Regions from separate parts of the Mus musculus genome. Here region 2 is linked to region 1. The links are chromatin loops, found by intact Hi-C in ENCODE. Cell type or tissue: left cerebral cortex. All regions are shown on one strand. Each heading gives the region's core, and the rest is flanking DNA. Links, peaks and the distances in the headings are about the cores only. Region 1 overlaps Tmem67 (transmembrane protein 67). Region 2 overlaps Virma (vir like m6A methyltransferase associated).

What was found. Hi-C counts contacts between places; a loop is a spot of excess contacts. Peaks named below come from ENCODE experiments on the same cell type or tissue, not always from the same donor. Only the 100,000 strongest peaks of a DNase experiment are listed, where the experiment ranks them.
Region 2: a loop joins it to region 1, with 3 times the contacts of the local background. A loop is called at or near these places in 2 of 42 quality-filtered maps.

The regions. Positions count from the first base shown.
Region 1 is chr4:12,057,181-12,062,562 of GRCm38, reverse strand. Tmem67 (transmembrane protein 67) reads left to right here. Exons shown (of 28, transcript NM_177861.5): 14 at 703-808; 15 at 3,986-4,042; 16 at 5,149-5,247. It overlaps Gm52723 (a long non-coding RNA gene), which reads right to left. Exons shown (of 4, transcript XR_003955369.1): 4 at 802-1,251. Among named protein-coding and RNA genes, the nearest start is that of Gm52723, 13 kb to the right of the region's middle. In left cerebral cortex, for the core only: no CTCF peak of the experiment used is centred there; a DNase peak (open chromatin) is centred at 3,401.
Region 2 is chr4:11,526,557-11,531,938 of GRCm38, reverse strand. Virma (vir like m6A methyltransferase associated) reads right to left here. Exons shown (of 24, transcript NM_001347055.1): 13 at 4,800-5,344; 14 at 4,056-4,291; 15 at 3,149-3,401; 16 at 894-1,111. Among named protein-coding and RNA genes, the nearest start is that of Gm35693, 30 kb to the left of the region's middle. In left cerebral cortex, for the core only: a CTCF peak has its summit at 2,069 (motif pointing left); no DNase peak of the experiment used is centred there.

The DNA.
Region 1 (5,382 bases), core at 314-5,313:
TGATTGAACCCCCACTCCACCATGTTGTAATGTATGCTGTGAACACATTAACTTTACACGGGAAGCACTTCATGTGCTCATCATTTTCTCGCTGTTCGTTTGGTCTCATGGCAGTTGTATGAGTTGGGCACTGTGGGAGCTTTCCCGTACTTCATGTTAACACCCATGTGCACTGTGCTTCACCATGGGCTCAGTCTGCCAGAGTAGAATTCCTAATAAAGATGAAATCAAACCTAATCAGGGTAGGCTTGTCCTTGGTGAGGCCATGCTGGCATTTTTCTTTTTGGGCTCACTAACTCTATGGTACTAATACTCTGTAGTTGCCAAGTTATACTGAAACAAAACTAAATGTAACATGTGTTTTGGTAAAAATTCATCTTTCTTATCTGAAAATCCACACTTTATCTGCTTTTGTTTAGGTGTCATGTAGTATAGCTCTTTCTGATGTTCCTGAAGTGTGTTTCATAGTGCTTCTGTTATTTCATATGTACATCTCAGAGCCTAGATCTTGTCTCCTGGGGTATACTTTAGTATTAAAGTTTTTAACCAATGAGAATGAACTATGGTTTAACTCTTAGCTTATACAGAGCCTCCTCTAGTCCTTACTAAAACATGAAGACAGTCTATACAAATTAAAAAGAAATGATATATGCCTAAAATGTTAAATATATTTACAAGTTTGAGTATATTTTCTTTTAACAGCATACGCCTTGTACCCAACACAAAAAATGGAAACATATACACTCCCCTACTTACCATTGCCTACAGTGACATTGACATCAAAAATGCTCATAGCCAGTCTGCGAAGGTGAGTTCTTCATTATTCAGTGCCCTTGTATTTATAAATACTACTTAAATGTTGTTGTAGCTTATCCTGGTCAAAAGGTAATATTTTTTAAAGTTTTAAACAAATCCCTTTGCTTATATATTCAAATCTTAATTATTGGTGTCTAATAAAAGAGAGAAGCTGAGCTCTTAAGGATGTTGAATATTAAAAAACAATAGTGAATGACATTTTTTTTTATTAGTAGTATATGTGTAGTGGGGGAGGGGCGGCAAGTGATGGCAGGCTCCCATGCAGACCAGAGCCATTAGGTTCCCCTGTAACTGAGCTGCAGTGAGGTGGAATTGACGATGGCTCACTCAGCCTGGGAACTGGGAATTGAACTCAGGTCGTCCTCTGCAGGAGCAGTATGCACTCTTGACCACTGAGCCATTCTTTCCGTGTCTCGGTGGAAGGATTATCAGCAGCTGATAGAGATGATTCAACAGACAGACAGATGAAAATCATCAGCTTTGTAACTAGCAGGATAAAGTTGAACCAGAAAATGAAGTTTGGACCTGCAGCCCTGATTCACTAAAGAGTGAAGGCCCTCAGTGTCCAAGAGGGCCCACCTATGAAGGACAGAGAGCTCGTACACCCAAAAGGCAGGCTGTACCAAAGAATAACCCTGGAAAACCCTGGTCACACATGGCCAGTGCCTCCCTCGGTCCGTCCCTCGGAGAGAGCATTCCTGCTCGGAGGACAGATGAGCGAGAGAGGGACAGAGTGAAACAGGAAATTCTGGGTGCTTTATTTTCTTCTGGAGATTTGTAGATCACCTGTCCTCTGGGACATGGGAAGAAGGAAACAAGCTTTCCTTATCACCAGCACTCACTAATAACTTTTCATGTCTGTCATTCTGCTTTTTATTATTATCTATATTAATAGTCTTCTGTGTTGCTTAGCAGGTGTGGTGCTCTTGCCCTGCTTGTGACCAGGCTCTCATAAAAGAGCCATGGTTCTTGACCTTCCTAACGCTGCGACCCTTTAATACACTTCCTCATGTTGTGTGAGTGTATGTGAGTGTATGAGCCCCCTCTCTGCCATAGGTAGGGCTCAAAGACACACATAAATCATTCTTGTTGCTACTTCATAACTAATTTTGCTATTGTTATGAATTGGAAATAAATAAACTGATATGAGACCCCTGCGGTGGTAATGGCCCACAGGCTGAGAACCACTGCAAAAAGAGGGACATAATACAACGTACATGAGACCTTTTCCTCATTTGTAGTACTAAAAACAATTAGGTCAGATCAGTTTCTGTTCACTGGATTTACATACACTAGTACTGGAGAAGACAATACAGAAACATGCCAAGTTACAGGATCCTGCATTAAAATTTCCTAGTGAGTACATTTATTTTAACACAAGCACTCTTTCTTTAAATATTATTATTGCCCATAGTTTACAAACTAAGTCTTGAGAAACTGTAATATAAGAAATAAAAGAGGAGCGCCAGCTGGTTCCTCAGTGGGTTAGGGTGCTCCGCAGACACCGGACAGCACAGCTCCAAAACCAGAAGAGCCTAATGGTGGAAGGAGAGAACTGACCACCCAGAGTGGTCCTCTCTGACCTTCACATATGTGACATGGCATGCATGTGCCCCTACACACACACACACACACACACACACACACACACACGCACATGCACGTGCACGCAATCAATCAATAAATATTAAAGATAGAAGAAAAAGAAATTTAGAGTAATGAACTACCTTGATTTGATGAGGCTCACCTCAAATTTATTGTAAATGGAAAATATACAGTTGTTTGATAATTTTAAATTATAATACATTTTAATTAAAGTATAATTATGTCCTCTTACATTCCTTATGACAGCCCTGACAAAGGCTGTGTTTGAGTTTTGAGCACCCAGCTGTCCTTCACATATGTGACATGTCCTCGGTAGCCTCAGCAGCTGGGTCCACTTCCTGACTCACCAAGCAGGTCAGCAATCAACAATAGTTCCCTTGGGTTTCCTCTTTACCACCTAAGAAAGGACTCTGCACCTTGTCTCCTGGTCTTGTTTGTCCCCTCCTCAGCTAACCTTGTGCCTGTGTGATGTCCCTTTCAGACAGCATCTCTGATAGATCCTTTCCTTCGCTTATAAAACTCTTGGGGTACTTCACCTTAAAAACACACTAAAGCAGCTAACAGCCAGCCAGCTCTTTCCTCGGTGTTGCGAGCTCCTCAGCCTGCACTGGTTGTTTTCCTTCCACTTCCCAACCACTTCACTCATTGCGTCCACTCCAGAGCTTGACTTTGGTCTTCCCTGAAAATCTCCCAGGAAGGTCAGCCATCTTTACCTTGGTACTCTACTTCTGACAATGCACTCCTGACTCTGCCATCCTTCCCCGAACTCACTCTTCTGTAACCCTGAGAAAGCCAAAGGAACTGCCTCTCCCACCTCTCATACGCCAGTTTTGTCTCCTGTATCTTTTTTCAGTTTCCCTTCCCTCCATTCTTCCCAGTCCCCCACACACCTCCCCTCTTCTCCAGATGCACTCCTCCTCAGTTACCTTTTAAAAAGGCAGGCACAAATTTTCCTATCAAGGCTGAGTGAGGCAACACAGAGGAGGAAAAAGTCCCAAGCACAAGCAAAAGCATCAGGAATATCTCCCCCACACACTCCCGCTGTTAGTCCCACACGAACACTCAGCTACACAACCATAACATACGCAGAGGACCCAGCTTAAGCCCGCACAGGGCCTGTGACGGTCCCTTTGGTCTCTGTGAGCACCAGTGCTTTCTCTTGTATTGTAATGCCATGCAGTCCACAGGATTCCTGTTCAGACATTTGAGTATTCTGCCTTCTTAGGGGACGGTTGATAAACTTGTGATACAAGGTCAATCATATGTCTTAGCAACAAAAGCTTGTCTGGAAGTGAAACCTGATTAACTTGGCTTGGACTACTGCCAGAGACCTGGGTTCCCAAGAAACCCTCTTTCCTCTCATGCATGTTCAAGAGAGAAATTTAGTGAAGTGTAAAAGTTCTCAAAAAAAGCATCTCTCTCTGTGTGAATAAAGGCCAACATCCGTAATAGGGACCGTTAAAAATATAGCGCTCTTGGCAAGATCTGGCCACAAATTTATTATGAACATAGGTGTATGGTACTGAATTTTAGTCTGACTGATCTGTTCTCTTTACAATCCCAGATTTCCTTCTCAGTGAAGTATGAGATGAATCAAGGAGACGCATCTGTGCACACAGATGTGAGTACCTTTTAACTTGTTAAATATTTACATTCATTTTTCAGATTTAAAATGTGAACATTAGTAAAGTTGTGAAAGTAGATTTTCATGTGCTTTTGTCCTGGCTTCCCTATGATGCAGTGATAGTAACCAGGCAATTGACAGTGACGTAGACCTACCTGCATAATGTTTGCTATTACAGATTACAAGTTTGTCTCTATCGCTTTTCTGATTTTACAGTGCTTTCAGTTGTCACATCTGCCATATGTCCTCCAGTTCGTGACAGTGCTCCAGTGTTTCTTTGTCTTTCATGGCCATGATACTTTGTTAGCATTTTTTGACCATCAATTTGGGTTTTCTGGAAGTTTCCCATGATTAAATTGAGTTTGTGTAGTTTTGTTAAAGATGCCAAAGGAATGTATCAGGCCTTGCTCAGTGTCTGGAGTCAAATGTGTGTGTGTGTGTGTGTGTGTGTGTGTGTGAATCTATAGATTCTATAGATCTGTAGACCTTTTTCTTTTTTAAGAGAAGTCTCTCACTGAACCTTGAGCTCGCAGATTTGGCATGTCTAGCTGACCAGCAAGCTTCAAGGATCCTCGATCTCTACCTCTGCAGCATTAAGACTGCAGTCACAGGACACTGCTTTTTATGTGGGTGTTACATGGGTTCTGGGGACCCAACTGTGCGGCAAGCACTTCCTGAGCCATCTCTACAGCTGCTGCCCTCTAACCCTGGTGCCCACTGGGATGCCTGTCTGCAGAAAGCATCCCGGCGGTGGCGTTTGCCTGCTGTGTTTCTTTCCTTTCTTCTGAACTCATAAATTGGAACTTTATTATAAAGCAAAACTTTACCCTTGCCCTCACAAATTATTTATTCAATTTTTTGTTTAAGTCAGTATGATCTCATGGATATTTAATTTGGGTGATTTTATATTCTATTGCTATTCATTTTTCTTGCTCAGTTTCCCCCAAACTTAGCCAATGGAATCTCTCTCAGCTCCCATGTCATTTCAAGCGCTCCCCCTTCAGTGTTTGAGAAAATGTCACTTTCGGTTTACAGGGGTTTTCAGTACCAATGAGAGGAAGTGTATTCTAAATGTTGTTTTTTCTGTCTTCTTTTTTGTTTAGATTGCGTTGGGTGTGTTGGGTGGGCTGGCTGTGCTATCATCTCTTTTGAAGACAGCGGGATGGAAGAGGCGCATCGGGAGCCCCATGATTGATTTACAGGTACACTTTGGTTTTAGGTGAAAACTTTTAATCTTTTGACTATTCTGGATCTTTCTCATACAGCTAGAAGATGAAGAAGAAAGTTGCCTTTGATTTGTCTGGAGTTTAAGTTAGGAAAACTATTTTCAGGTCATA
Region 2 (5,382 bases), core at 117-5,116, 530 kb after region 1:
GGTGGCATGTCTCTCATGTCTCTCAGGACACGGTGGCATGTCTCTCATGTCTCTCAGGACACGGTGGCATGTCTCTCATGTCTCTCAGGACACGGTGGCATGTCTCTCATGTCTCTCAGGACATGGTGGCATGTCTCTCATGTCTCTCAGGACATGGTGGCATGTCTCTCATGTCTCTCATCCTAACTACTCTGGAGACTGAGCCTGCAGGGCTGAAGCCCACGAGTCTGAGGCCAACCTGAGCAACACAGGAAGGCGCCATGTCAATAAGACAAACAAAACAACCCTGATGACTCCAAGTTCTGATGAACCTAAGTAGTCACTGGGACTCTAATGCAAATGGAGCAAATAGGAGATACACTTTGGAAAACACCTTGGCAGCTTTAGATTCCTTAAACAGTCACCTACCACATGACCAGGTAATCCCACTCTGAGATACCTAGCCAAAAGAAATAAGTTTTCTTTTCTTTTCTTTTCTTTTCTTTTCTTTTTTTTTTTTTTTTTTGGTTTTTCAAGACAGGGTTTCTCTGTATAGCCCTGGCTGTCCTGGAACTCACTTTGTAGACCAGGCTGGCCTCGAACTCAGAAATATGCCTGCCTCTGCCTCCCAAGTGCTGGGATTAAAGGCGTGTGCCACCATGCCCGGCCCGAAATAAATTTTCAAGTGCACCCAGAAATCCTTATGCAGACTTATAACAGTGCCACTCATAAGTCTCAGAAAGTAGATCTCAGACAGAAAAGACTGTAAAATCCATTACTATCTGCCAATGAGACTCAGCCACAAACAAAATTTTCCCTGTGAAAGAGGTCATACTTCGAACCTTCAATATTAAGTAGGGATTAACTAAATGAGGGGTGGGTGGGGCATAGTATATTAAATCTCCAAAGCCTACCTTTTCAGGTGAAACAATCCATAATCGTGCTCTGCAAGAAACATCATTGTACGGACACATGTCAGCAGACAGTTGTAACTGCTTTCAGAGTTGGCTAGAGTTGCCAGCAGACAGTCGCAGATTGCAGTCATCAGCTCTTTACTTGGTAGGGAGTTAGAGAGCTGTTCAAGCTCAGAGGCAGGACCTTCAGAAGGGCTTGGCAAAATGAGTGCAATGTCCTGGGGGCAGGGAGAACATTTCCAAATGAGTATCACCATCCACTGATTCTGAACACACGCCAACTAATACTTAGCAACAAGCTCATTAAAATGTTGTTGGGGGCTCAGCAGTTACAAGCACTGGCACTCACATAGGGAAGAGGCCTGGGGAACATAATATTAATACTACATGAGATGTGAAGATGGAACAAAGACTCACGCAGGCAAAGGGTATGAATCCAGGCAGGAGTGTGGCAGGAGAGGAGCAGAGGAGGGCTGAGCAAAGCACAGTATATGCAAACATGCTGTCATCTGCTGGGACAGTCAGTTTCCTTCAGGGAGGTAGCCCCTGATGTGTGAGATGGCCCTACACTCATGTATATGCTGGGAGCACTAAATGGACTCAGTAGGTTGGGGGTGGGGGAGGAACACACAAGATTGCAAGATAATAATGGCAAGGAGACAAGAGTTAGGACTGGGGTGAACTGGTGGGTGGAATTGATCAAAACACATTGTATGTGTTTATGAAATTCGCTGACATATTTATACTTTACAGTAAAAGAAAAAGAATGACCTTTATAATGAACTGATCAGGACAGAGTTTCAATTTTAAAATGTTTTTGCTTTTGTTTTGTAAAATACTTTAAATCAGTCTACTATTAACTGATTCACACTCCTTTTTAGATTATAGAGGCTTCTAGAAATAAATTTTTTTGGCTAAAATCTTAAATTTATCAACATCAGAATTTAAAACTTCATTAAAAGGCATGGACAAAGCAAACAAACTTTAGGCACAATCTCCAGTTAAATGTCTCCCTCTAATTTTTAACTTTTAAAACTTAAGTTTTCAGGCTGCAGAGATGGTTCAGCAGTTAAGAGCACTGACTGCTCTTCCAGAGGTCCTGAGTTCAAATCCCAGCAACCGCGTGGTGGCTCACAACCATCTGCAATAAGATCTGGTGCCCTCTTCTGGTGTGTCTGAAGACAGCTACAGTGTACTCATATATAATAAATAAATCTTAAAAAGAAACCCTCAAGTTTTCTAGTGTTAAGCAAGTGGAGCTAACTACACATACAGCAGTGTTCAGAAGTCTCCTGGGCTTTCAGGGGCGTGTAGATACAGATTTGCATCAGAAGGGAGTGAAAAGGGCAGCAAGGGGTCAACAGTCCTGGGACTCAGTTACTTAATGAGCACCAATCACAGAGGCCTTAAGCTTTCAACCAGGGCCACAGTTATCATCTACCACTTCTGAAAACAAGCCACAAGCAAAAGTGCCCGAGTCTTCAATGTAACCAAACTGCACTTTCATTAGCCAACACAGGCTCTTAGTAAAAATATTCTCTCTGGGGGAAAAAAAAAATCACATCTGATGACTAGCTGGCATGAGCCTTCTGACTAGTTAAAAATGTGTTACTACATGGAAATGTTCTTTAAAGATTCCAAACAATGGAAGGAGAACCCCTGTCTCATGACCCTATAAACAAGTCAACAGCATGGAAAGCAGCTGCAAGCATCGCTGCAATATTCACTGCAGTGACTCCTGCTGCTCCAAGCCGTGCTCACAAAGTTGGCCTGGAGGCACACACTGCAGTCCTAGGACTCGGGAGAATTAATATCGGGAATTAAAGGTCAGCCATGGCTACCTAGCAAGTTTGAGGCTAGTCAGGGATACAAAAGACTAACCATACAAAGAAGTCATCCTTACAAGACACCAACAAATTAACTCAACCAAAGTCAAAGTTATAAAACTAAATGATGTACTTAGGAAAAAAAGTAACACAGTAAATATTAATCAGCCATAAAAAGTATTGAAACTTTTGCATAAAAGCTATTACCCAGGTTGGCAAAAATACTACAAAAGGAAAATCTTCTCAGAGACCCAAAAGCTAAGCCAAATAAAACTACCATGCACCAACTTAATTTGCTTTTCCTCTACTTACCAAACTTCCTAAATAACCCAAAAGTAATACACCATGAGCAAGCTGCATTGTTTACTCTCAAAATTACTAGACAGGAGTTACACCAACACAAACGATGACAATAAAAGCAATGAATACCTGGTCACAGAGAGACTGCAAAATGGATGTGACATACTCCACGCACTGCTGGCGAGTAACACTGTCCCCAGGAGAGCGCACCAAAGCTAAAAGATCCTGGAAGATCTCTGCATATCTTTCATCGCCTTTAATAGTTCCATTAATTAGATGCAAAATAGCTAATTTACAAGCTTTGTGTGAAGCCAGGGCATCGAGAAGAGCAAGCAACCTGGTGGTTTGGCTAGTATACTGTTTTTCTTTATCTTCTGAAGTGCTGAAATAAAATCAATATGTTCAGTAAACAAGGTTCTTGATTTTAAACACAATTTCATATTTTCTATATATTCACACAAATTTTGTATAAAACATACACCTCATTCCTTTGATATAATGATTTTTTTCCAGAAGCTTATAGTCACTGCAAAATTTTATAATTTCAGGATTTCAATAATATACTTCAAGTCAGAGTAGTTCTTTATACTTCACCTTTTAAAAACTGCAAAACTGGGGCAGGAAGGTGACTCAGGAAATAAAGGTACTCATATAGAACAACCCTAATGACCTGAGTTCAACCCCAGAATCCACATACAGAAGGAAAGAAAAAAGCAACTATATAAAGTCCTGACCATACATGTATGAGCATGTACATGCACACAAGCAAGCATTATGCTATAATGAAATTTAAGTAAAAACCCCAATCAAGACCTTCAACATGACTTACACATGAAATGAGAAGATAAAGCATTCTAAAAAAATAATTTTCATATATTATAGTATGTGTGTGCGTGTGTGTGTGTGTGTGTGTGTGTGTATTTATACATCCACATGTTATCTAGGCTTACTAAACCCTAGTTTCCAAACTATGTAAAAGAGGTTATCTGTGTCAAGAGTAACTTGAGGAAAACTTCTTAAGGTGGAATGAAAATACCTTTGCAAGTCTTCTACAATCAAATCCAACACAGTTCTCATGATCAGAAGAGCAGTTGGAGAGGCAAGGTCACACAATTGAACACAAATACGCCGTAACATATGTTGAATGGGCTGGCAGGTTGTGCCAGAGAAAGAACGAACTATTTCTTGGAGCAACTTTGCTTGAACATGAAGGTGCATGCTCCACAATTTTCGGGTGTTGAGTGCCACTGATATATCATGTGGCTCAATAACCTGTTAAAAAAGTATAATGTGTGTGTACATAGATTTTTTTTTTATTATAGTCGCAAAACTGTTCAGGAAGAACTGTCATAAAAAGAACACCTTTACTGCATGCTTAAAACATAATTCACTATTACACTATTACAATTAAACAATTGTTTGAATCCAACAGGTCTAAAAAAAAGTATTGTTCTCAGGTTGGCAGTCAGTTGAGCAGAGTCCATTGATGAAGCGATCTAATTTGCAAATTCTAAAAACATGATAAGGGGAGAAAAAAGATTTGCAGTAACAGGAAAACATAAGTACAAGTATACATAACAACATGATAAAACTCGCTTCACAAAAGGCATTTCAAACATTACCCCACACTTCCAACTCGCTTCAGTTTCATCTCACCCTCAGCTCAGTTACTCTGTCTTTGGGGAGGAGGACGAAGGCTTGCTTGGGTTTGACCAGCATCCCTGGCATTACTAAGGAGCTACTGCAGTCATGACAAGATGCATGTGATATGAAGTGGTACCTGCGTGGTCTGCATGGGCAAGGGAAGAGGCAGCAGCTCTGAAAGGAGTATGAGTCCTGAGAAGAAGCCTTCCGGAACCTTCAAGATGGAAGAGAGAACTTCCTTTAACATTAAAGACCAAGTATTATTGGCCAGAGTCTCTTCCGAGATCGTGAGCTTCTCATTGACTCCTTGTGTAAAAGTCAGTAAGATATCTATGATATCATTCTGAATTTTCTGCTCATCACTATCCAAACGACCTGAGAGAGGGATAGAGCACAGGAGCATGTGTAAAGTAACAAGTGCTGAAGGAACACGCATGTCCTTAAACTCAAAGGATCCGCCTCGCAGGAGCTCTGTCAGCATAGTTTTAAGCAGAGTGAGCGTGCAGCGAGCCATTGAAATGGTAGTGACTCTGTGCAGGGTAGTCCCCATGTTCACATGGAGCCTCCAAGGCTGCGTCAAAATACTGTTCAGTTTTTGCAGAACCCGAATAAAGGTGTCCATTCCTTCAGCAGAAAAAAGCTGAATAACAGCAAGGTTCCATTTCAGGTCTTTCTGCTGACCTTTATATAGGGTAAGGAAGGAATAAGAAAAAACGAAT